Linked DNA regions of Homo sapiens: all the other regions are linked to region 5. A link is a contact called in ENCODE Hi-C or POLR2A ChIA-PET data. All regions are on one chromosome and are shown on one strand. The core of a region is the stretch at or near the end of the contact, and the rest is flanking DNA. Distances in the headings are between cores, read along the strand shown. Region 1 holds the start of MDH2 (malate dehydrogenase 2). Region 2 has its middle 35 kb from the start of SRRM3. Region 3 holds the start of MAGI2 (membrane associated guanylate kinase, WW and PDZ domain containing 2). Region 4 holds the start of HSPB1 (heat shock protein family B (small) member 1). Region 5 holds the start of PTPN12 (protein tyrosine phosphatase non-receptor type 12). Region 6 overlaps SSC4D (scavenger receptor cysteine rich family member with 4 domains). Region 7 holds the start of RHBDD2 (rhomboid domain containing 2).

Evidence for each region. A loop is a pair of places that touch in the nucleus more often than their neighbours do. ChIA-PET counts read pairs that join two places held with the same protein, here RNA polymerase II (POLR2A). Pooled maps may share reads with other maps.
Region 1: a loop to region 5 is called in a pooled map, with 7 times the contacts of the local background. The contact joins the promoter of MDH2 here to the promoter of PTPN12 in region 5. A Hi-C loop is called at or near these places in 1 of 37 single-sample maps with no recorded cell type and 7 of 50 pooled maps. POLR2A ChIA-PET finds 5 or more read pairs at or near these places in 3 of 52 experiments (AG04450, BJ and activated T-cell).
Region 2: a loop to region 5 is called in a map of naive thymus-derived CD4-positive, alpha-beta T cell, with 32 times the contacts of the local background. The contact joins the enhancer-like site here to the promoter of PTPN12 in region 5. A Hi-C loop is called at or near these places in 1 of 168 maps with a recorded cell type or tissue (naive thymus-derived CD4-positive, alpha-beta T cell) and 4 of 50 pooled maps. POLR2A ChIA-PET finds 5 or more read pairs at or near these places in 1 of 52 experiments (WTC11).
Region 3: a loop to region 5 is called in a map of ascending aorta, with 7 times the contacts of the local background. The contact joins the promoter of MAGI2 here to the promoter of PTPN12 in region 5. A Hi-C loop is called at or near these places in 2 of 168 maps with a recorded cell type or tissue (ascending aorta and chondrocyte) and 7 of 50 pooled maps.
Region 4: a pooled map shows a loop between it and region 5 (7-fold over the local background). The contact joins the promoter of HSPB1 here to the promoter of PTPN12 in region 5. A Hi-C loop is called at or near these places in 1 of 37 single-sample maps with no recorded cell type and 10 of 50 pooled maps. POLR2A ChIA-PET finds 5 or more read pairs at or near these places in 1 of 52 experiments (HCT116).
Region 6: a map of naive thymus-derived CD4-positive, alpha-beta T cell shows a loop between it and region 5 (8-fold over the local background). The contact joins the enhancer-like site here to the promoter of PTPN12 in region 5. A Hi-C loop is called at or near these places in 2 of 168 maps with a recorded cell type or tissue (CD4-positive, alpha-beta T cell and naive thymus-derived CD4-positive, alpha-beta T cell) and 11 of 50 pooled maps.
Region 7: a loop to region 5 is called in a pooled map, with 10 times the contacts of the local background. The contact joins the promoter of RHBDD2 here to the promoter of PTPN12 in region 5. A Hi-C loop is called at or near these places in 6 of 50 pooled maps.

Annotation. Positions count from the first base shown.
Region 1 is chr7:76,046,390-76,049,474 of GRCh38, reverse strand. MDH2 (malate dehydrogenase 2) reads right to left here and starts at 1,369. Exons shown (of 9, transcript NM_005918.4): 1 at 1,249-1,369. The coding sequence starts at 1,314. STYXL1 (serine/threonine/tyrosine interacting like 1) reads left to right here and starts at 1,475. Exons shown (of 9, transcript NM_001317785.2): 1 at 1,475-1,813. RefSeq lists enhancers at 438-1,219, 1,495-1,574, 1,685-1,774, 1,220-2,002 and a silencer at 1,085-1,244.
Region 2 is chr7:76,165,446-76,168,805 of GRCh38, reverse strand. No RefSeq gene overlaps it. Among named protein-coding and RNA genes, the nearest start is that of SRRM3, 35 kb to the left of the region's middle. Within about 2 kb of position 1,450, at least 2 of the 41 ENCODE cell types and tissues checked have a DNase peak (open chromatin) inside an H3K27ac peak, as active enhancers do.
Region 3 is chr7:79,451,674-79,454,965 of GRCh38, reverse strand. MAGI2 (membrane associated guanylate kinase, WW and PDZ domain containing 2) reads left to right here and starts at 1,299. Exons shown (of 22, transcript NM_012301.4): 1 at 1,299-1,946. The coding sequence starts at 1,646. It overlaps MAGI2-AS3 (MAGI2 antisense RNA 3), which reads right to left and starts at 2,009. Exons shown (of 4, transcript NR_038346.1): 1 at 1,775-2,009; 2 at 1,311-1,379. RefSeq lists an enhancer at 2,559-2,853.
Region 4 is chr7:76,300,861-76,303,922 of GRCh38, reverse strand. It overlaps HSPB1 (heat shock protein family B (small) member 1), which reads right to left and starts at 1,250. Exons shown (of 3, transcript NM_001540.5): 1 at 847-1,250; 2 at 58-121. The coding sequence starts at 1,210.
Region 5 is chr7:77,535,695-77,538,966 of GRCh38, reverse strand. PTPN12 (protein tyrosine phosphatase non-receptor type 12) reads right to left here and starts at 1,672. Exons shown (of 18, transcript NM_002835.4): 1 at 1,322-1,672. The coding sequence starts at 1,420. LOC124901681 (a long non-coding RNA gene) reads left to right here and starts at 2,018. Exons shown (of 3, transcript XR_007060395.1): 1 at 2,018-2,596; 2 at 2,686-3,272. RefSeq lists silencers at 1,133-1,182, 1,323-1,532, 1,783-2,082 and enhancers at 2,153-2,372, 2,543-2,592.
Region 6 is chr7:76,391,480-76,394,851 of GRCh38, reverse strand. It overlaps SSC4D (scavenger receptor cysteine rich family member with 4 domains), which reads left to right. Exons shown (of 11, transcript NM_080744.2): 8 at 948-1,022; 9 at 1,136-1,447; 10 at 2,811-2,888. Among named protein-coding and RNA genes, the nearest start is that of SSC4D, 17 kb to the left of the region's middle. RefSeq lists a silencer at 918-1,717. Within about 2 kb of position 1,676, at least 31 of the 41 ENCODE cell types and tissues checked have a DNase peak (open chromatin) inside an H3K27ac peak, as active enhancers do.
Region 7 is chr7:75,877,430-75,880,699 of GRCh38, reverse strand. It overlaps RHBDD2 (rhomboid domain containing 2), which reads right to left and starts at 1,666. Exons shown (of 4, transcript NM_001040456.3): 1 at 1,440-1,666. The coding sequence starts at 1,617. RefSeq lists silencers at 1,286-1,465, 1,566-1,815 and an enhancer at 1,362-1,970.

The DNA.
Region 1 (3,085 bases), core at 120-2,619, 1.5 Mb after region 5:
CCACCTGTCCTAAGTTTACTCATTCCTGTCCCATATCAAGTGTCACTTCTCACTTATCTTGGTATCCCCTGCAGCACCCAGCATAGTTGTTGGCAAGCACAGGTACTTAATGTACTTATCTGTATACAGCTGGGCCCCCACTTCACCGCAGCGCAAAAGCATTTGGTACATTCAACTTACAATGGGGTTGCCTGTGGGAACCCATTGCAAGTTGAAAATACACAAAGTTAAACTCGCCTTTTGACTTAGGATATTACCAACTTGCGATGGGTATGGGAAGTAGCCATCAATCCAGGAGCATTTGTATTTATTTTTCAAATGAACTGGATGTACAGGAAACTCGAGAACTTCGATGATAAATTTGGATTCCCCTTTAAAATTACCTCCCTCTTGGGCGTCGTAATTAAAAGGCAATGCGAGCACCTCCTGGGTTCTCAAAATTAGGTTTAATTAGATTCACCTGGTAAAAATGCGGACCCCCCCCCCCCCCCCCGCAGTCTTAAGCTTCTTCAATGAACCCAGACGTCTGTTTTTTATTAGCTTTCTGGTGATTCTGACACACTGCAGAGTTTAAGAACCACCATTCTAGAAGATGGCTAAAAATAGCCTAGGCTCCTAGGCTTAAGTGGTCGCGGGCCAAGTCAAGCACTGTTAAGACACCTGGCGGCAGGCTCAGTCCGCCCACAGCAGGAGAGATCCTCCAAAAAGGTTAAGAGGAAGCCGTCTTCAGGTCAGAAGCGCTGAATTCTAATCCTCTGGCCAAATGACTGTAACCCTGGCCCAGTTCTCTAGCCTCGGTTTGTCCATACTATGGAATTAGGAAGTATACGATTTCTTTTATTCACGCACAACTCACACGGATGCTGCAAGGAGATTAGCTACGTCAAAGCAATGGAACGCTGCAGAAAAAAACGTAAGTTTACTTTCAGATGCAGAGCCCTGGTTTCCCAACCTTGAAGGCGTGCAAGCCAAGAGCAGGTCCTCTGGGAAATCTGGGAGACCTGGGGGAACCCTGACAAATGGACCGGCCCTGGAGCGGGACTACCTCGCCCCCTTTTCCCCGGCTTTCTCCCCCGCACCTCCAGGCCAGTGTCAGGGCCTGCCCCGGGCGCCACAGTCTCCAGCCAGTGCCGGGCATCCCTGCGGTCCAGGCTGGCCTGGAGAGGGTCAGAGCTGCCCGCGAACCGGGGACGCACGTGGCCCGGGCCGGGGGGCCTCCGCCTGCAGGCCGCCCCTCGTCTGGCCTACCTGGGCCGAGGTGCTGAAGCTGCGGCGGAGAGCAGCGCTGGCAGGCCGGGCGAGGGCGGAGAGCATGGCTGGAGCGGGAGGGGCACCGACTGGCAGGCACAGGAGCTGGTGACGGGGAAGTGACTCCAACGACCTCCACACTGCCCAGCGCCTGCTCTCTGGGGCCTCGCGAGAGTGACCGGACTTCCGGTCGCGCTCGCCTCCGGGATCTCGTGAGATCACGGCCACTTCCGGGAGTCGGAAAGGAAAGCTGTGGGACCATCCTGGCAACCCCGGTGTTTGGCTGGGTTCTAGCGTAGCCGTCTGTGTGGCCGGTGGGGGACCTGCGGTCGGAGTGGGAGGGCCAGTCTGCACCCAAGAGGTGGAAGAGGACGGGCTTTAGGCTGGAAGCGCCTTAGAGGAGCCATTTTTCCAGGTGGGGCCCCAGGCAGAGGCTCCGACAGGGAGCCTGGCCATAGTCGCGCAGCCGGGGAGGTGGAGCGCGTCCCAGACCCGAGCCCCCGACCTCAGCCAAACCCATTCCTTCTGCCCTTGGAGGCCAGAGGGGACTCTGAGCTCCGGAAAGGTAGGGTCAGGGAGGCTGAGAGTCCTTAGGCGGGGTGGGAGGAAGGGGCCATCTCCTCAGATCCGGGCCGTCGTTTCCCAAGTTGCAGAGACCCTTGGGTTCAGGTTTAGTGACACCACTGCTGATAATGGCGACCTCCAGCCCTGCAAGCTTTAGAGGACCACTATTCTGTGTTCCAGATGAGCAAATAGGTTGTAGGGACAACAACTTCCGTGGTCATACAGTTCCTGTCTTCTCTCGCCTGCCCGGCAGTGCTCTGACGGTCCCACTGTTTCTGCTTTACGAATAAAGACACTGTGGCTGAGGCCAAGTGGATTTGTAGAGTTTACGCAGACAGAAAGTCGAGTAGAATTCCTTGCTCACAATGAGTTTATTACTTAAATGTATGAATTTATTTATTTTTTTGAGACGGAGTCTCTCTAGCCCAGGCTGGAGTGCAGTGGCGCGATCTTGGCTCACTGCAACCTCTGCCTGTCAGGTTCAAGTGGTTCTCCTGCCTCATTCTCCTGAGTAGCTGGGATTAGCGCACCACTACACCTGGCTAATTTTTTGTATTTTTTTTTTAGTAGAGACGGGGTTTCACCACGTTGGTCAGGCTGGTCTCGAACTCCTGACCTCGTGATCCACCCGCCTCGGCCTCCCAAAGTGCTGAGATTACAGGCGTGAGCCACCGCGCCCGGCCTGATACATATTTTTAAAATTAAACAACACCCCCAGGCAAGGTGGCTCATGCCTGTAATCCCAGCACTCTGGGAGGCTGAGGCGGGCCGATCACTTGAGGCCAGGAGTTCATGACCAGCCTGGCTAACATGGTGAAACCCCATCTCTACTAAAAATACAAAAATTAGCCCAGCGTGGTGGTGTACACCTGTAGCCCCAACTACTCCGGAGGCTGAGGCAGGAGAATCGCTTGAACCCGGGAGGTGGAGGGAGGTTGCAGTGAGCCGAGATAACCCCACTGTACTCCAGCTTGGGCGACGGAGAAAGACTCTGTCTCAAAAAAAAAAAAAAAAAAAGCCGGGTGTGGTGGCTTATGCCTGTAATCCCAGCACTTTGGGAGGTCAAGGCGGGCAGATCACCTGAGGTCAGGAGTTTGAGACCAGACTGGCTAATGTGGCGAAACCCCATCTCTACTAAATATACAAAAATTGGCTGGGCATGGTGGCGTGTGCCTGTAGTCCCAGCTACTCAGGAGGCTGAGGCAGGAGAATCCCTTGAACCCAGGAGGTGGAGGTTGCTGTGAGCCAAGATTGTGCCATTGTACTCCATCCT
Region 2 (3,360 bases), core at 201-2,700, 1.4 Mb after region 5:
ACAAAAATTAGCTGGGCATGGTGGCATGTGCCTGTAGTCCCAGCTACTCGAGAGGCTGAGGCAGGAGAATCACTTGAACCCAGGAGGCGGAGGTGGCAGTGAGCCGAGATCATGCCACTGCACTCCAGCTCAAAAAATATATATATTTTTTTAATTAACAAGTTCTAGTATCTAAAATGAGCAAAATCGTCACGTGTGGTGGATCACACCTGTAATCCCAGCAATTTGGGATGCCAAGGCATGTGGATCATCTGAGGTCAGGAGTTCAAGACCAGGCTGCAGTGAGCCAAGATTGCACCACTGCACTCCAGCTGGGGAGACAGAGTGAGACTCCATCTCAAAAAAAAAAAAAAAAAAAAAAAAAGTAAATATGCATTTGAAAAGAACAGCATCAGCCAGGTACAGTGGCTCACGCCTGTAATCCCAGCACTTTGGGAGGCCGAGGGTAGAGGATAGCTGAGCCCAGGAGTTTGAGACCACCCTGGGCAACATGGTGAAACCCTGTCTCTACAAAAAATACAAAAATTAGCCAACTGTGGTAGTAAACACCTGCAGTCTCAGCTACTTGGGAGGCTGGGGAAAGGATTGCTTGAGTCTGGGAGGTCGAGGCTGCAGTGAGCCATGATTGCGCCACCTCACTCCAGCCTGGGCAACAGAGCAAGACCCTCTCTCAAAAAAGAAAAAAAAACATGCAAAAAGAAAACAAAACAGAACAGCGTCATTTCCTTATCATTAGTTTGAAGGAAGGGAATCACTGGCAAAAGTTTCCATTTTCTTTTTTTTGAGATGGAGTCTCACTCTGTCGCCCAGGCTGGAGTGCAATGGCGCGATCTCGGCTCACTGCAAGCTCTGCCTCCCGGGTTCACACCATTCTCCTGCCTCAGCCTCCTGAGTAGCTGGGACTACAGGCGCCCACCACGACGCCCAGCTAATTTTTTGTATTTTTGTAGAGACCGAATTTCACCATGTTGCTCAAGCTAGTCTGGAACGCCTGAGCTCAAGGGATCTGCCCACCTCGGCCTCCCAAAGTGCTAGGATTAAGGGCGTGAGTTACCAGGCCGGCCCAATTACTTTCTTCAGTCTGAGCATGAGCACTGGAAGAAAAGCTCTCACTCACATGTAATTTTTTTTAGAGACATGGTCTCCCTCTGTCACCCAGGCTGAAGTGCAGTGGCGTAATCTCAGCTCACGGTAACCTCAACCTCCCGGGCTCCAAATATATATATATATATATATATATATATATATATATTTTTTTTTTTTTAGTTGGAGTCTCGGTCTGTCGCCCAGGCTGGAGTGCAGTGGCGCGATCTCGGCTCACTGCAGCCGCCGCCCCCCGGGTTCAAGCAATTCTCTGCCTCTGCCTCAGCCTCCCGAATAGCTGGTATTACATGTGCCCGCCACCACGCCCGGCTAATTTTTTATTTTTAGTATAGACGGCATTCACCATGCTGGCCAGGATGGTCTTGAATTTCCGACCTCGTGATCCACCTGTCTCGGCCTCCCAAAGTGCTGGGATTAAAGGCGTGAGCCACCGTGCCCGGCCCGATCGCTTATATTTTTAAAGAGATGTTTTCTTGGTTTCCTAGCCCCTCGTACCCCCTACAAAGTTCCAAAGGCTTTGATGTTGTTGCAAAGGCCATGAGAGGTCAAGCCGAGGGGTGCAGCTCCCTAATGCGGTGTAGCCTCAGACGGGGCCGATCCTGCCCAGAATGAGCGGCGCCGGGCGGTGGGGGACGCTGCCGGTGTCCCCGGGACCTGGCTGGGGGAGGAGTTGGGGGGGCGCACCTACACAGGCTCAGGTGACGCGAGTGTGCGGCAAGGGCTGTAGCCGGAGCTAGCGGGCTTGTGGTGGCCACTGAGGAGCTTCTGCCCGACAGTGCCCTCCGGGCCACAGCCGCTTGGTGCGCAGCGCCTACTCGCTCAGCGTCAGGCCCTTGCTGCGCCCTACGCCGCAGGCTGGGAAGTCGCGCAGGTAGCAGTAGTACAGGCAGTGGTAAAGCTCGTCCTTGTAGCTTATTGGTGTCGGCGGCCGAGTCGGAGCCTGCGGACACTAACCCGCCGCCTACTGACACTGACCGGCAGTCTGTGGCCACGCGTCTGCGCATGCGCTCTCCTGGAATACCCAGCCGCCGCGCCTCGAGTTCCGATTGGTTCTACAGAAGGGGCGCGCCTCCGCTGACGTCACAGGCGCGGGCCTTCCGGCGACGTAATAGCGCCGGCCTTCGGCGATGTCACAGTGACGCTACAGTGCCTGGAGCTGGGCTGTTTTCTCCTCGGTTTGGAGCCTGGTGACCGTGACTTCCCCGCCATGTTCTGTGTGTTGCTGGCTGGAGAAGGGTAGTTGACAAACTCCGACCCAGCACAGTGTTTCTGTGGGTCAAAACTAGAAAACTATGTCCGGGCTCCGCCGAGGCGGAAGGATCCCTTCAGGCCAGGAGTTAAAGAGCGGCCTGGGCAACATGGCGCGACTCCATCTCTGTAGTCCCTCCTCAGCTTCCCAGATACTTGAACCCCAAGGTTCAAGGCTGCAATGAGCTATGATCCCATCACAGCACTCTATCCTGCGAGACTGAAGTAAACCTTGTCTAAAAAAATAAACTATCCAAGTGTGCAACAGGGAGGGACCGCTTAAAGAAAACATGGTAATTGTATGTTCAAATACTTTTAACAAGTGCAAAATGTATAGGCTTAAATAAATAGGGCTGGCCGGGCGCGTTGGCTCACGCCTGTAATTCCAACATTTTGTGTGCCCGAGGCATTCCGATCACTTGAAGTCAGGAACTCGAGACCAGCCTGGCCAATATGGTGAAACCCCATCTCTACTAAAAATATAAAAATTAGGCCAGGCACCTTGCATCGTTTCAGGAGGCTCGCACCTCCCTAAGGGCCCGTTAATTGAACCCCTCGGACCTGAGGGTGAGAAACCTTGGCTTAGTTCTTCCCAGGGTGATCAGCCCAGGGGTAAGAGAGGAGAGGCCAGAAAGCAGGACCCATGAGAAGGGCCCCCTCCTGGAGTTTGAGGCCCATTCCTTCCTGCCCCTGCGTCTCCTCGGTCCAGGACTCCTCCCTGCTCTGCCCCACTCCTGGGGCCATGGCCACGGGGGGCTGCTTTTGGGTACAGGCCCCAGCGGCAACCCTGGGCCCAAAGTGGGCAGGCTCACCTGGAGGGGATCAGAGTAAAATGGCAAGAAGCGAGGGGAAAAGCCGCCCTGGAAGCGCGCCTCTCTGCCCCCTGACGTCAGTGGGTGCACTCTTCCCTCACCTCACTCAGGCAGCGGCATGAGTTACCTGGGAGCACTGTCCTGCTCCCTCTGCTGCCTCTTTTTAGTCTTGGGGCTACCATAACACTTTCCCTTC
Region 3 (3,292 bases), core at 50-2,549, 1.9 Mb before region 5:
CAGGAAATTAGCTCTTCAGTGGAAATCAGCAGCCTCCCTGCATCCTTTTGCCCCTGTCCTCCCCTCTCTTGGATGCAAACCTGGCGAAAAGAAGGGAACACTGCTTGGGGTCAGCGAGCTGAGTTCCAGCTCCGAATGTACCATTTTCACCCTCGGGAGTCTTCTCCCCTTTCTCTGTGAGCAAAGGAGTGTTGGGCCAGACCGTCTTAAGGATTCTTCCCCAGGTACAAGCCGGACTCTGGCGGCTTTCCTGGGCAAGGGAGTGTCTCCGCCTTGTCTCTGCCGCAGGTCCCTGGTTAAATTGTCAATTTCTCTGCGGAGGCTGCTCACTGCATCCGCTCCCTCCACCCCTAGCCCTGTAGACCCCTTCTCTTTCCCCTACTTGGGAAAAGTGAAGCCCCTTATCCTTGGATAGCCTTTCACCAGACAACCGCAGCCGTCCGCTAAATTCCCCTACTGGCGGGACGCGCGGGCGGGGGCCTGCCCCGGGGAATGCGAGGCTGCTTCCCTTCTGCGTAATCAGGGTACGCAGCCTCCAGTTCTCTAACTTTCTCCTTCTCTAAGAGGGAATTTCGAGAACTTTAAGACAAATAAGTGACTATATAGATGAAGACATGAAACCTCTCTACACAGTGAACTCCCCCACGCTACAAGGCTCCCAGGGATCCCAGGCCTTCTCCCGCAATGCCCCGCCGGGTCCCCCGCCCCAACTCCTTCTCACGGCAGGATCCCGCGCCAGGACGCTCGCAGAGCCCGAGATGTGGCACCAGGCGCGCCACAAGTCCAGGTCCCGCTATTTCTGCTCCATCGGAGCCCAGGTCGGAGGGAGTCAGCGCGTCCTCCTCGCACAGGAGCCTGGCGCGCGGCTCGGTCGCACAGAGGCTGAAGAAAGGTCCGCACTGGGCTCGAGGCCCTTCCTGCCGGCCTCCCCACGCCGGGCCTAGGCTCCCCTCCTTCCCGGCTCCCGCCTCCTCCCGTAGGCTGCCAGGCGGACCCAGCCTGCCTCTCTCTCTGCCTTCACTACCGGGTCAAGCTGCGGAGGGAGGGAGGGAGGCAGCGGCGAAGCCCTCCGTGGCTCCCCACCCGGCGCGCGCGCCCCTCCTCCCCTGCCTCCTCCCGTCTGCCAGTACAGTAGAACTAGTACACACACACACACACACACACACGCACACGCACCCTGCCACTGCAGCTGCCATGGATATCAGCTAACAACACACACCCAGGCGCGCGCGCGCGTTCCCACTCGCACCACGCAGGAGTGGCCCCCGGCATCCCTACCCTCCTTCCCCACCCCCACCACACCCGCTCACCAGCTCGGCTACTGCTCGCTCCGGCTGCCGCCGCCGCCGCCGCCGACGCCACCACCACTGCTTCCTCTGCTGCGGGGCCACAGCCTTGAGTGTCATTCAAGGGACAGCACAACCTCATCCAAGCTCTCCTACCTCTGCCCAGCCGTCCCTCTCATCCTCCCCATTCCTCGTCCACACTCCATCCAAAGAAGAGGGAAAGCACCGAATAGAGGGGGGCGAAGGCAAAGTCTGCTGTTCTTCCCCCTGGGCCCCCTTGCTCCTCCATCCTCATTCTCTCACCACCAGCCCCCCTAACCCCAAGGAGCCCAGGAACTGAGGCGACTCGCCCCACTGCCATGTCCAAAAGCTTGAAAAAGAAAAGCCACTGGACTAGCAAAGTCCATGAGAGTGTCATTGGCAGGAACCCGGAGGGCCAGCTGGGCTTTGAACTGAAGGGGGGCGCCGAGAATGGACAGTTCCCCTACCTGGGGGAGGTGAAGCCCGGCAAGGTGGCCTATGAGAGCGGCAGCAAATTGGTGTCGGAGGAGCTGCTGCTGGAGGTGAACGAGACCCCCGTGGCGGGGCTCACCATCAGGGACGTGCTGGCCGTGATCAAACACTGCAAGGACCCCCTCCGGCTCAAGTGTGTCAAGCAAGGTGAGAGCAGCGGCTTGCTCAGTGTTTTGCCGGGCGGTGGGACCGCTCGGGGCGCAGGGCAATGAAAGGGTGGCCGCGCATGTTGAAGGGGGTGTGTTGCGCGATGATGGGGTGGGGGCCAGAGAGCACCCGCAGTGCAAGTGAGTTTCGCCGGGGATTCGACTTGGGGGCTAAAGGGAGGGGAGGGGCAGGTTGTGGTGTGGCGTGCAACTTTGTTTGCTCAGTTAGACCCTCCCCTTTGGAAGGTGCTCGGCCTGGTCTGACCTCCTCAGAGCTGCTGGGGCAAATTGAATGTGCGTCAGTGGCATCACCCGAAGCGGATGAAGAGCTTTTGGGGAAGGGAGGAAGGAAGAAAAGAAAGAAAGAATGGGAGGAAGGGAGGGAAAGAAGGAAGGAGCAACTTCAGGGTGCAGCGGCATCACCAGCGGGTCTGGGAAGAGAAGGTGGTGGGGTGAGCGGAGAACTGCGTCCAGCGTTTCTGGGGCTGGGCTGGGGGCGCCTGGGTCCCCAGCTGTCCCTTAGGGATCCGTGAGCCACCGCTGGCGAAGAAAAGAAGGGACAAATTGCTTTGGGCGCTTTGACGGGTCTTCTGTAACTTTTCCCCTTCTTCACTCCGTGTCCCCCTCCCCCGCTCACGGTCGTGTCATGTGGGCATCGCGCGTCACGTGCGTACTGACTAACCCCTGCGCTCACCCCTAGCCAGCCCGGGGGAGGAGGCTCCGGAAGAAGGCGCGGTGCTAGGAGCGCAGTCTAGTGCTGGGCGGGGGTCGGAGGAGATGAATGGTTGTCGGAGGAGATGAATGGTTGTCCGCATGGACTTTACTCAGGGGTTGCCCTCATTGAGTGGAAGTCCTCTGTGGTTGGGCTCTCCTCTGGCTCCGATTTGGGGGGCGTGTTTTGGGGGAGGAGCTGGATGAAACCCTGGCCGGTTCCAGCCCAGGCTCCCTCAGCTCCAACCTGACTTAAATGAACCTCAATTGGAGGCTGTGATGTGGATTTGGGGAGATTGGAATCATCCAGAACTCCCTGTCTTTGCTCGAAAGAAAATTATGGTGCAGAAGGAGAGAAGAGTGAGATAAAAGTTTGAATAGAGGACAACTTTAAGTAGAATAAAGTAGTAGCTTTTTTCTTTTCTGTTTTCTTTTTTAGCTCACTGCACAATTCGTGTGCGGTATGTATGGATATTTGCGTCACAGGCATATTAGCATAAGGGTTTGTTGTTGTCGTCGATGTACACTGTTTGTCCTGACTCAAAGGTGGAATTGAGCATGTCATTACCTGCATTTTGCCGCTTAATCATGATCAACTACTAAGAAATGCTTTTACGGAGATGTACCGCACTGTTA
Region 4 (3,062 bases), core at 1-2,500, 1.2 Mb after region 5:
CTTCCCTGACCCCACCCCCACGCCACCCACCCACCCCGACCTGGCGCCAGGACTCACGTGTATTTCCGCGTGAAGCACCGGGAGATGTAGCCATGCTCGTCCTGCCGCTCCTCGTGCTTGCCTTTGGGGGGAAGAGGGAAATCAGACTGCGGGGGAGGGGACTGCCTTTCGGCCCCGCTAGGCCAGAGGCCCCACCTCCTGCTTGGAAGCAGCCAGGACTGCAGGCTGGTAGGGATTAACAGAGGGGGTTGGGGATGGGGGCGTGCCCGCCGGTCTGGGCTCTCAGAAACTTCCGGAAAGTTCTTCGATTCAGAGTTTTGGGAGGAACGGAGCAGGGCGCGGAGCTGGGGAGTGAGCAGTACGCAGGCGCACTTGGAGCCGCGCACACGCCCACTCAGCGGCTAGAAACTGGCACCGCGCCAGGGAACTCCCCGCTTATCTGGGGATGGGGCTGTGGGTGGGAAGGGGACTCTGTAGAAAAGCGCATTTTCTCTCTTCATCGATGATCTTTAAAAAAATTTTTGTTTGCTTTTTTTTTGTAATGGCGCGGGGTCGGGGCGGGGGGGCGCGTCTCGCTATGTTGCCCAGGCTAGTCTTGAACTCCTGGCCTCAAGCGATCCTCCCGTCTCGGCCTCCCAAAGCGCTGGGATTACAGAGCAGAAAGCGCCCTTAGAAGCGACCCGCACTCCCAATTCCTGAGCAAGGGAATCAGGAGTCCTGTTTTTCCCGGTGCTGGGCCAACGTTTAACTCCCCAGGCCCCCGGGACCCCCGTTTCAACCGCACGCCCCCGGCCCTGCCCGCCCTGCTAGCCTCCTCCTCTCCCCTGCAGGAGCAGGGGGGCTCACCGGTGATCTCCACCACGCCATCCTTGGTCTTGACCGTCAGCTCGTCCGGGGCGAAGTGGTTGACATCCAGGGACACGCGCCAGCGGTCCGCAGTGTGCCGGATCTCCGAGACCCCGCTGCTGAGTTGCCGGCTGAGCGCGCGGCTGTAGGCGGGCGCGGCCACTGCGGGGCTCTCGATGGCGGCGGGGGGCAGGGGGCGCACGTAGCCTGGCCAGCTGCTGCCGCCTAACCACTGCGACCACTCCTCCGGCAGCCGGGGCAGCCCGAAGGCCTGGTCGAAGAGGCGGCTATGCGGGTACCAGTCGCGGAAGGGGTCCCAGCTGGGGCCCCGCAGGAGCGAGAAGGGGACGCGGCGCTCGGTCATGCTGGCTGACTCTGCTCTGGACGTCTGCTCAGAAAAGTGCGGGGCGCTGGGCTCGGCTGCGCTTTTATGCTCCTCCAGTCGGGTATTTTTAGCAGGCGGTGTTTGAGGTCTCTATTAATGGCAATGACCCGTTTGAGGGCCGCCCCTCCCCATGCACTCCTCCCCCAGCGTTCAGGGGCCGTGGGCGGGGCGAAGAGGGTTCAGCCCTCATCTGGAACCTTCTCTCGTTAAGGAAAGCAAATGAATTCGAGAGCGCGACGCTGGAGCCGTGCCACGGCAGGGCACTCGCCGGCCCTGGTGCTTAAGCGTTGCTGGCTGTGGCCCGTGGCCAGGGCCGTCCTTCTGTTAAGGAGGACAGAGCCAGACAGGTTGGGTTGGGGCATACAACTGAGAAGTGGCAGAGGCAGGATTGGAACCACACGCGTGTGAGATAGAATGTGATAAAAGGAGTCTGGTGCTTGAGCCCAGGAGTTGAGGCTGCAGTGAGCTATGATCTCACCACTGCACTCCAGCCTAGGCAACAGATCAAAGTCTTGTCTCTCAAAAAAATTTTAAAAAGGGGCTGGGTGCATGGCTCATGCCTGTAATCTCAGCACTTTGGGAGGCCAAGGCAGAAGGGTCCCTTGAGGCTAGGAGTTTGAGACCAGTCTGGGCAACATAGTGAGACCCTACTTCTACCAAAAAATATTTAAAAATTAGCTGGGCATGGTGGTGCATGCCTGTGGCCCCAGCTACTCCAGAGGCTGAAGCAGGAGGATCCTTTGAACCCCGGTGAGTAGAGGCTGTGGTGAGCTGGATTGCACCACTGCACTTCAGCCTGGGCTACAGAGCAAAACCCTGTCTCAAAATAAGTAAATGAATAAATACAAATACAAAAATAAAGCAGTCTGGGCTGGGCGTGGTGGCTCACGCCTGTAATCCCAGCACTTTGGGAGACCGAGGTGGGAGGATCACCAGAGGTCAGGAGTTTGAGACCAGCCTGGCCAACATGGTGAAACCCCATCTCTACTAAAAATACAAAAATTAGCTGGGTGTGGTGGCGGGCGCCTGTAATCGCAGCTGCTGGGGAGGCTGAGGCAGGAGAATTGCTTGAACCCAGAAGGCAGAGGTTGCAGTGAGCCGAGATCTCACCACTGTACTCCAGCCTGGGTGACAGAGTGAGACTCCATCTCAAAAAAAAAAAAAGAAAAAAGAAAAAAGCAATCTAGTAATCTGGTGTGGTTGTTAGGCGTGTGGACTTTGAAGCCAGACTGCCTGAATTCACATCTTTGTTCCATCACTAAGCAGATGAACTTGTGCAAGTTAGATTCTTTGTGCCTCAGTTTCCCCATCTGGAAAATAGAGATGATAATGATGGTAACAGTCATGCATTGCATAAAGATGTGTAAGTCAGCAAGGGACAGCAAATATGAAGGTGGTCCCATAAAATTATATTACTGGCTGGGTGCAGTGGCTGACATCTGTAATCTTAGCACTTTGGGAGGCTGATGTGGGAGGATTACTTGAAGCCAGAAGGCTGGAACAAGCCTGGGCAACACAGTGAGACCCCATCTCTACTAAAATTCAGAACAAATTAGCCAGGCATGGTGGCGTGGACCTGTAGTCCCAGATACTCAGGAGGCTGAGGTGGGAGGAGCACTTGAGCCAAGGAGGTCGAGGCTGCAGTGAGCCTGATGGTGCCACTGCACTCCAGTCCGCATGACAGAACAAGACCCTGTCTCAAAACAAACAAACAAAAACAATTACCGTGTTTTTACTGTACATCTTCTATGTTTTATTTATTTATTTATTTATTTATTTTGAGATGGAGTCTCCCTCTGTCGCCCAGGCTGGAGTGCAGTGGCCTGATCTA
Region 5 (3,272 bases), core at 423-2,922:
GAGGTGTACCTTACCCAAGATAAAAATTTTCCCCAGCTTATTTCCCATTCCCAACCCCCGCCAAGACTAAGGAGCAACCACTTCCCAAAGTCCCACTTCCTTTTTCATTCCCCAGACCTACAGGGTTTCCAACGCCCCAGTCTTGCGCAATATCCGTAGGAGCAGCAGCCGCAACCACCGCCTCCTAAGCCGGGAAACAACCCTAGAGGGAACATTGTCCAGCAGAAAAATAAAAAGGGCGGGGGTTGGGGGGGTGGGTAACGTAGGAAGTCGACTTCTGGTCTCACGCCTTCGGATCTGACCCCCTCACAGTGTGCTAAAGCAATAGTGTATCTAGAGCAATTTCATGAACAAGACTTTTAACCTTCACCTCCTCTCAAGACTGCCTGCACAAGCAGAGGGCGGAAAGTAGGGGGTGGCGGAGGCGGGGGGGCGCTGGGAAGGTTATCTCCCAGTTCAGGGCTTCGGCCCGTAGCGTCGCCTCCGCCCCACCAGGACTATTGTTCCCAAGTTCCCCACCCCCACCCCGGATAGGAAGTGATAGTCACATCCCCTCCGCCTTCGGCAATATCCCCTGGGGAGTCCGAAGTCGGCTGGCTTCCTTCAGGATAATTCCCCCACCCACACTTATCCCCTGAACCTATAGTCACACGGACCCCAAGACCACCTCAAACCTGGGCCTCAGGAGAGGAGAAGCGGGACGCGGGTAAATGGAAATTAGGTAAACCCATGAGATTCCTTATGGGCAATCCTTTCCCAAGCGTTGGAGATCATGACTGCGACCCCAGAAACGGCCTAAGTCCTACCCTGCCCGCTTTGAGACCAGCTAGAGCAAAGGGATCCCAGGAGTTAGTGCCAACCTCAATACCCCCGTTCCTCTGTCAGCCACGATCTGCACTCCTCCCGGTCACAGCCAGATACCTTGCCTCGACCCTCCTGGGAGGAGCGAACTGCGCGGGGAGGTGTGGAAACGCGAGCCCCCCCCCCCGGCCTGCACCTCACTTGCCTACGGCTCCCGGCCCGGTAAACAATAGGTGGTCGCGAGCCACGGTGCAGGCTGCGGGCTCGGCCGCGCGGCCGCTCCCTTCGCGTCCCGGGAACCCGCGCGGGGGTCGCGAACATGGGAGAAGAAAGGAGGCCACGGGGGGAGGCGCTCTCGCCTCCCGCTGGCCTCCGAGACCACCCGGCTCACCCGGCTGGTGCGCGCCCCCTCCGCCCCTCTCCTCACAGAGGTACACAAAGCACTGGCGGCCCGGCCGGGAGAGGCGGCGATGGGCTCCGGCGCCGGCAAGAAAACGCGACAGCGAGGGGAGAGACTCACCATGAAGTCCCGGGCGAAGTTGTCCTCCCCATTGTGGTCAGGACTCTTCATGGCCTGGACCCTCTGGATGAATTTCCTCAGGATCTCCACTTGCTCCATCCTCCCGCGTCCCCCCGGCTGCGGTCGCTGGCCCCCCCGCCGCCCGCCCGCCCGGCACAGAGCCCGCTCCGTCTTCCCCAGCTCGTTCCCCCAGCACGTCCCTCCCTCCCGACCCCGCCAAGCCCCGCGGCTCCCTCCTCCTCCCCACCGCCCTAGGCGGCGGCTGCGGCGGCACCGGCTGGGCTCCCGACACCACAACTTCCAGGAGCAGCCGCCGCTCTCCCACAGTACCAGGCGAGCCGCTGCGCTAGCGCCAACCCCAACCCCCAGCTTGCTCCATCCTCCTTCCCCGCCCTCCTCCTCCGTCGGAGACGCCGCCGCCGCCGCCGCCGCCGCCGCCGCCTCAGGAACACAGCTAGCTCTCCGCTCGCCCTGCCCCCCCTTCCCGGTTCCTCCTCCCCCCCACCCCCCGCCAGCAGCCGCAGCCGCAGCCGCAGCCGCCTCTCCCCACGGGCGCGTCCCCGCCGCCACCCAGATGCGCGGCCTCGCGCTGCGGCTCCGCCCCAAGCGCTGCGCCCGCAGATGCATCCCCGCCCGCCTCCCGGCCACGCCCCCAAGCCCGCCCCGCCGGCCCCAGCCCCGCTTGGAGTGGCTGGAAGGCACTTCAGCGGGCGGCCTGGAGACCTGACTCCATTTCCGGGGCGTGGCCCCGCCCGGGGTGCTCAGAGGTCGGAGTATCGCTGGGAGGAGAGTTGGTTCATTTGGAGGAGGGAATGCGACTCTGAGCGGGCCAAGCCCTAGTGGGTCAGAGTAGGATTCTGATGGAATTTGCGGTCTCACCGCCTACTAGGGAGGAAAAGCAGTTTTCAGGAGTCCCGCACCGCCGCCAGCCGTGGGCTGGGACTACAAGTCACGGTCTGTGGAGTCCAGGAGTGGGGGCGGGCGGGAGGCAGGCTGGGAGCTGTAGTAGTGTCACCGCCACGTTCGCAGCAGGTAGATGCTCATCTTGCTAACGGATTGGTGAGAGTGGACAGCAATTAGGCTTTGGCACCTTGGAGCGTGGCTCCAGCTAAGGGAAGCGAAACGCTTCCTGGGTGAGAGGACTTTTATTCTTTGCTCATCCTCTTAAACCTGGCGAGTGAGCGCCTGAGGTTCGGAGTGCCTTCTTCACAGACGACGCGAATGTGGGGTCTTCGTGTTTGCCGAACTGAAGGGAATTTGCCTTCCTGCCTTTAGGTTCGCAGCAGTTCATAACTGAATAAGAGACTTTCCTCCATAGAATGGACTTTATAAATCTATTAATTTTTTTTTTTTTTTTTTTTTAGAGCTAAGGTCTTGCTCTATCTCCCATGCCAAAGTGCAGTGCTATGATCACGGCTCGCTGCAGCCTTGAACTCCTGGGCTCAAGGCATCCTCCTGCCTCACTACGTCACCAAGCCCAGCTAATACATTTTAAAAATTTATTATTTATTTATTTATTTATTTTTGGTAGAGAAGGGGGTCTCACCAGGTTGCCCAGGCTGATCTCGAATTCCTGTGCACTAGGGATCCTCAGCTTCCGAAAGTGTTGGGATTTTAGGCGTGAGCCACCGCGCCTAGCCTATAAATCTTTATTCATCTTTGTAAACTTCTATCAGAGAATATATTCTGGTCTAACTCATCATTTTACAAATAAAGCGACTTCCTGACATCCCCCAGCGTATTCTTAGCAGAGCCGTAACTAGAAGTTATTTTACTTTCACAACAGTGGCCTCTCACAATGTGACAGAACTGAAGGATTTGATCCATGAACTGACTTTCGTCATTTATACCCACAAACCTTTTTTTACAGAGCAGATTGGTCAGCGAATTTGGTTATAATAGGAAATATCAGTGGTAGAATACTTTCTCAGATGAAAGTTAGGAGCACTAT
Region 6 (3,372 bases), core at 427-2,926, 1.1 Mb after region 5:
TATATCTTATATATAATATATATCATATATATTATACACATATTTTATATATTTATATATATCATATATATTATACATATTTTATATATATATATATATATATTATACATACATATATTTAAATTGCCAGGCATAGTGGCTCATGCCTGTAATCCCAGCACTTTGGGAGGCTGAGGCAGGTGGATCACTTGATGTTGGGAGTTCAAGACCAGCCTGGCCAACATGGTGAAATCCCATCCCTACTAAAAATACAAAAATTAAAAATAAATAAATAAAAATACAAAAATTAGCCGGGCGCCTGTAATCCCAGCTACTTGGAAGGCTGAGGCAGGAGAATTGCTTAAGCCTGGCAGGCAGAGGTTGCAAAGAGCTGAGATTGCGCCACTGCACCACAGTCTGGGCGAGACAGAGCGAAACTCTGTATCAAAAAAAAAAAAAAAAAATTAGCTGGGCATGGTGGGTCGCACCAGTCCTAGCACTTTGGAATACCGAGGCAGGAGGATCACTTGAGGCCAGGAGTTCTAGGCTGCAGTGAGCTATGATCGCACCACTGCACTCCAGCCTGGGCGACAGAGCAAGACCCTGTCTCGAAATTAAAAAAACTTTTTTTTCAATGGGATGATGCTGAGATTGGGAATTGAGAGACCTTATGAGGGGGTCGATTGAGATGAAGGTTGAGTCAAGGTTAGCAGTGCAATTGGAATTAGGATAGGAACTATCCCTGGGCCTGAAGTTAGGATAATACCTAGAATTAGCTTTCGGTTCATTCAACCAAGTTTCCCGGAGATCCCAACCCGCGCCAGACAACGTGGTGACTCTGGGGTTGCAGCTGAGTGGGGGTACGGGTGTGGTAGGGTTGGGGGTCTTGGTAGGCGTCCCCGTGCCCTGCTGCAGGACAGAAGGCCTCCTCGTCCCCTTCGAACGCCCTAGATGCCCTGTCTCCACAGCTACAGGAGTTGGCCCCCAGCCTTCCCGGGAGACAGCACTGCTCACCACCGCCGCCTGGGCCGCGGGGAAGAAAAGTAAGTGGCGGTGCCTGGGTCTGCGGGGGATGGGGAAGGGTAGGGCTGGGGCTCTGCCGGGAGCCGGCAGCCCCAGCCCAGCCCCTCTGGCCGCGGGCCTGTGCGCCCCGCAGGTGGACGGCTGCGACTGGTGGGCGGCCCGGGTCCGTGCCGCGGCCGCGTGGAGGTGTTGCACGCCGGGGGCTGGGGCACCGTGTGCGACGATGACTGGGACTTTGCGGACGCGCGCGTGGCCTGCCGCGAAGCGGGCTGCGGGCCTGCGCTGGGCGCTACGGGACTGGGCCACTTCGGCTACGGCCGCGGCCCCGTGCTGCTGGACAACGTGGGCTGCGCCGGCACCGAGGCTCGCCTGAGCGACTGCTTCCACCTGGGCTGGGGCCAGCACAACTGCGGCCACCACGAGGACGCGGGAGCGCTCTGCGCAGGTGAGGCTGACAGCGAAGGTGAGGCTGACAGCGGGGCCGCGCACTGCGGCGTGGGAGGGGCGGGGCGGCGCCACGCGCGAGGCCTCTCTTGCGGCACTGCCGCCCGGGGAGCATGCGCACTCCGCAGAGGGGCGCCGCCCCGCCGTGCGCCCGCTCTGCGGCTGCGCGGCGGGGCGAGGCCGGAACGGAGAGCCTTCTGCAGTGGAAAATGGGGCGGGGCCTGGTGAGCGCCGCGTGGTGCAGCTGTGAGGGGCGGTGTCCGAAGGTCAGGGCTAAGGCCGATCCCAGTTCGAGAAAGGCATCAAGTCCGTAAAGGGTGGGGCCGTTTGCTCCCGGCTAAATCTAGACCCCGCAAAACTCTATTAAGCAGAGAGTGGATCACCCTTACCAGAGCTAGCGTGTGACCTTTGGGCGGAGTCAGTGGAAAGGGGTGTTTGCAGTTTGGCAGAACATTGTGAAATTCATTGATTGCTGTGGGAATTGATATCTTCACCCTCATTTGGTGCCCCAGGGCTAGTAGGCCCTACTTCCCATAGTTTTGGCCACAGAGGGTTCTGTTTTGGGGCCAAGGTTTGGAGAGGCACAACACCTATTTCTTTTTTTTTTTCTTTTGAGACAGAGTCTTGCTCTGTCACTCAGACTGGGCTGCAGTGGCACGATCATAGTTCACTGCAGCCTTAAACTCCTGGGCTCAAGCTATCCTACTCCGCTCAACCTCCAGAGTAGCTGGGACCACAAGGGGCATGCCACCGTGCCTGGCTAATTTTTGAATTTTTTTTAGAGATGAGGTCTCACTGTGTTGCCCAGGCTACTCTCGAACTCCTGGCTTCAAGCGATCCTCTCACCATGACTTTTTTTTTTTTTTTGAGACAGAGTCTCAGTCTGTCACCCAGGCTGAAGTGCAGTGGCTCACTGCAACCTCCGCCACCCAGGTTCAAGCGATTCTCCTGCCTCAGCCTCCTGAGTAGCTGGGACTACAGGTGCATGCCACCACGCCTGGCTAATTTTTGTATTTTTAATAGAGACGGGGTTTCACCATGTTGGCCAGGCTGGTCTACGAACTCCTGACCTCAGGTGATCCACCCGCCTCGGCCTCCCAAAGTGCTGGGATTACAGGTGTGAGCCACCATGCCCGGCCTTACTTTGACCTCTTAAAGTGCTGGGACTACAGGTGTGAGCCACTGCACCCACTCAGTGACACAACCCGCATTTCTGATCAAGGGGAGCAGTTCTTCAGGAACCTGTGAAGTCCTTTTTGTCCCTAGGACAGGCTTTCCTGGGGAGAGCAGGAGGGGACCTGGCCCTAAGGAACATGCTTCCCATTGTGAGAGCCACCTCTTTATCTCTGTCCTTCCTGAACCAGGCCCAGAGGAGCTGGGACTGCAAGTCCAGCAGGATGGTTCTGAGACCACGCGGGTGCCCACTCCTCGGCCCAGGGACGGTAGGTGCCCATAATCCCCTGAAAGTGGGTGGAGGCATCGGGGTCTTAAGGACCTGGATTGGGGGAGGTCACAGCCTAGGTTATAAAGCTCAGCAGATTCACACCGGGACCTGGAAGTCTTGTCCTTTTTGTTGGTCTCAGGCCTCCTTTGTAGGAATATGGTGTCCAGAAAGAAGGAGGTGAGCTTTAAACTACAGCAATCTGGAGATTTCTAGAGGTGAGATCAGAATGAGGGGATAAGGATCCTGTCCTGAGCAGAGCAATGAAAAAATTCAGAATATAGTTCTGGGAGCCCAGGGGGGTGCAGGAGACCGTGATGACCTTCAGGGGACACAATAGGATGTAACAGAGTCTCCAAACAGCCGGCCTGGGGCTGGGGTACTGGGATTATGAACAGAGGACTAGAGAGAGAGCAGACATGAAGCACCCAGTACACGTCGCGGATCACTCAAAAACGTTTGCACGCTTTCTCCCAGTCCTGAGA
Region 7 (3,270 bases), core at 417-2,916, 1.7 Mb after region 5:
TGCATGCCCAAATACGACTAAACTCAAGGAGAGAGACCAAAGAACTGATGGTAATATTGGACTTGGGAGTCTAAAGACTTGGAGTGGAATCTTGGCTCTATTACATCCAGGCTGGCTGAGTTTAATCATGTCACAGGTCCTCTAGGCGTCAGTTTCCTCACTGTAAAGTAACAAGAGTTAGATTGAGGACTTCAAAGGTCCCTTACGTCTCTAACGCTCACATATCCACGAAACCCACACCCAGGGAAGCAGTGAACCCCAGAAAGTGGGAGGTTAAGGTTAGGTTGGCATTTTGCTTCTGTCTGTGAGGTGGTGCTATGTATACCTAGGGTGGGGGGAACAGTTTTAGATTGGAGTGGGGAAGCAGGCTATGGAACCATATACCTCAGTCTGGCCATCACCAGAGGCTTCATTATCTGAAGAGTACTTCATTATTTGTTGAGTATTTCCAAAACTGAAATTCCAAGTATAAACATGAAAAGATTCTAGAAGCAACTGTACATGATTTGGAGATTATCTACCCGAAGGCTCTAGTTCCAAAACATCACAGAATAAAAAAAAAAATATAGATTCCTATCTCAATTGCATGACGCAACAGCTCTGCGATTCTCTGCATGAAACCTCAATCTTATCTAGATAACGGGCCAATAACAGGTCCTACGTCATGGGATCCTTGTGAGGGTTAAACGAAATTAATACATATCAGTGTGTGTGCTTTGCAAAACAGCAGGAGATATGCAAATTTCCTGTGTTCCTCTCGAGAAAATGAGGAAGACACGGAGACTAGGAATGTCTTTCAGGAATGGATGTTTATACTTAATTGGTCTGCAAAATTTCTCTCCCCTAGAGAAAAACAAACACTTCTCTCCAAAGGCAGAAGACACCCTGGTACCCCCATGAGCTGGGAATGGCAGTCAAGATTAAGATACAGATGAAAAAGCAGAAGAAATTCCAAATCTCAAGAGGGCAGGACGTTTATAGGGCTTATAGGGGTTTGTGGATAAAGTCCAATTGTCGTGATGTAGGTGAGAGAAAAACGTTTTTCAGTGGGGCTTAGGCCTAAAGCAGACGTAGGTGTGTATGTGAAATGGGAGGGGGAGACGAAAAATCTTTACCCTTGGAGAGCGAGCATGGATTTGCTAGCGAATGGATTTGGGGCCTTAACCAGTCTGGTGGCGACAGGGAAGGGAACAAATTCGGGTAGGGAAGGGATTACAGTGATGACGAAGATGGGGTCTGCAGACAAAGGTGTGGAACACGGAGAGCAAGAGACGGTGCTGGAGGTCGGTCCTCCGGGGGGCGGGCATGGTGATGAGGACCGAGACAGGGGGAGACTGGCGGTGAGGCCTGAAGGGGCGAGTCCCGGAGGCTAGAGCCCAGGAACCGGCAAAGTCGGAGGACAAGGACTCGCCCCGCGATCCCGGCCCGCCCCTGCTCACCTTGCCAGTTGCGAAGGGCCTCGGACTTCAGCGTGAGGCCCGAGGGCGCCAGGGGCTGCTGCAGCAGGAACAGGCGAGGCCCGGAAACCAGCAGCGAGAGCAGCGCAGTGAAGAAGGTGGCGGATGGCACCTCGGGACACAAGCACCAGCTGCGACACCCGGGCCCCGAGGCCGCCATGGCCGCCGTCGTTCCCGCGCCCCGCCTCGACGCCGGCTGCCGGTCCTCTGCTCCTTCCGCCTCCTCGCGGCAGTTTCCCTTGGCAACAGCAGAGGAGCCGGCCGGAGGCCACGCCTCCCAGAGGCCCCGCCCCATGCCAAGTTGTCCAATCCGGTAGCGCCGATCAGCCCCCCCCCCCCCCCCCCCCGTGCGTGGGAGGCCGGGACGGGGGGAGGGGGGTCGGGGCCACTTCCGGGTAGGAATGTTCCAGCACCGTGTTTGATTCCATCCTACTCGGGCTGGTACTGAAACTGCTCCTATAAACTTTAGGAAATTAATCAGGGAAGAAGGGAGGGGGAAAAACGAAAATAAACGAAGCTTGCAGCACACTCTGCGTTCATCACTAGGTCACCTTGCTCTCCGACCTGCTTGCTCATAGCTCTGTGTATCAGCTATGATAGGTGCCCATCGTCTGTCCTAGAATCACGTAGACCCTGTCACAAGATTACAATTCCCCTTAACTCCATAGATAACAACTTGAACATTATGAAACGTTTTCCCTTGGAGATATTCTTTCAGGTCCCGCATACCAGCATAATTACTGACACCAGTTGTTCTGAAGGAGCCCACAGAAGCAAGACTCAATGGGGACTGCAGTTTCCATATCCTGAGGATTTCAACCCCCTTACCCTGACCAGTCGATGACCCCAATTTTCCAGCCCCTCACCCTTCACAATGCCCTTTAAAATCCCAGCCCGGAACTCCTTGGGGAAGATGGATTTGTTGGTCTCCCTGCGTCTCCTCCTAGGCACCCTGCCATCTTTAAACCCTTTTTCTGCTGATAACCCTGCTTCCTCAGTGTAACTGGTCTGTTATTGCACAGCGGGCCTAGGCACCTGTTGGTCCTGTAATAATACCTCATGATTATTATGCCTTACAGCTCACAGAACTCTTTCATATCACGATCTTCCCATCTGTATTCATCCCTATTACACCAAAGAGGAAACAGGACTAGGGAGGGCCCTGGGTAATTCAGTTACATGGCAAAGACAGAATTAGAACTCAGTTCCTCCTGCTATGGCCCGGAATTGGCCTCCAGTACAGCCAGGGGCAGCTTTATCTTCATATTGAAGAAAAGGGGCAGGAGGCTGGGCACGGTGGCTCACGCCTGCAATCCCAGCACTTTGGGAGGCCGAGGCGGGCGGATCACGAGGTCAAGAATTAGAGACCAGCCTGGCCAACATGGTGAAACCCCGTCTCTAATAAAACTACAAAAATTAACCCGGCATGGTGGCGCGTGCCTGTAATCCCAGCTACTCCGGAGGCTGAGGCAGGAGAATCGCTTGAACCCAGGAGGCGGAGGTTGCAGCAAGCCGAGATCGCACCACTGCGCTCCAGCCTGGGTGACAGAGCAAGACTGTATCTCGGAAAAAAAAAAAAGGAAAAGGGACAGGAAACGGGAGAGGGATTCAATGGAAGGGACTCAAAAGTTAGGGATGTAATAGAACACTCATAACCGAGATCTATTTCAGCACTTTACAGTTTGAAAAGTGCTTTTGCTGGAGAACAGCTGTTTAAGGTAGACCTTCCTTTTTTTTTGACAAGAGTCTCACTCTGTCACCCAGGCTGGAGTGCAGTGGCGTGATCTCTGCTCACTGCCACCTCTGCCACCCA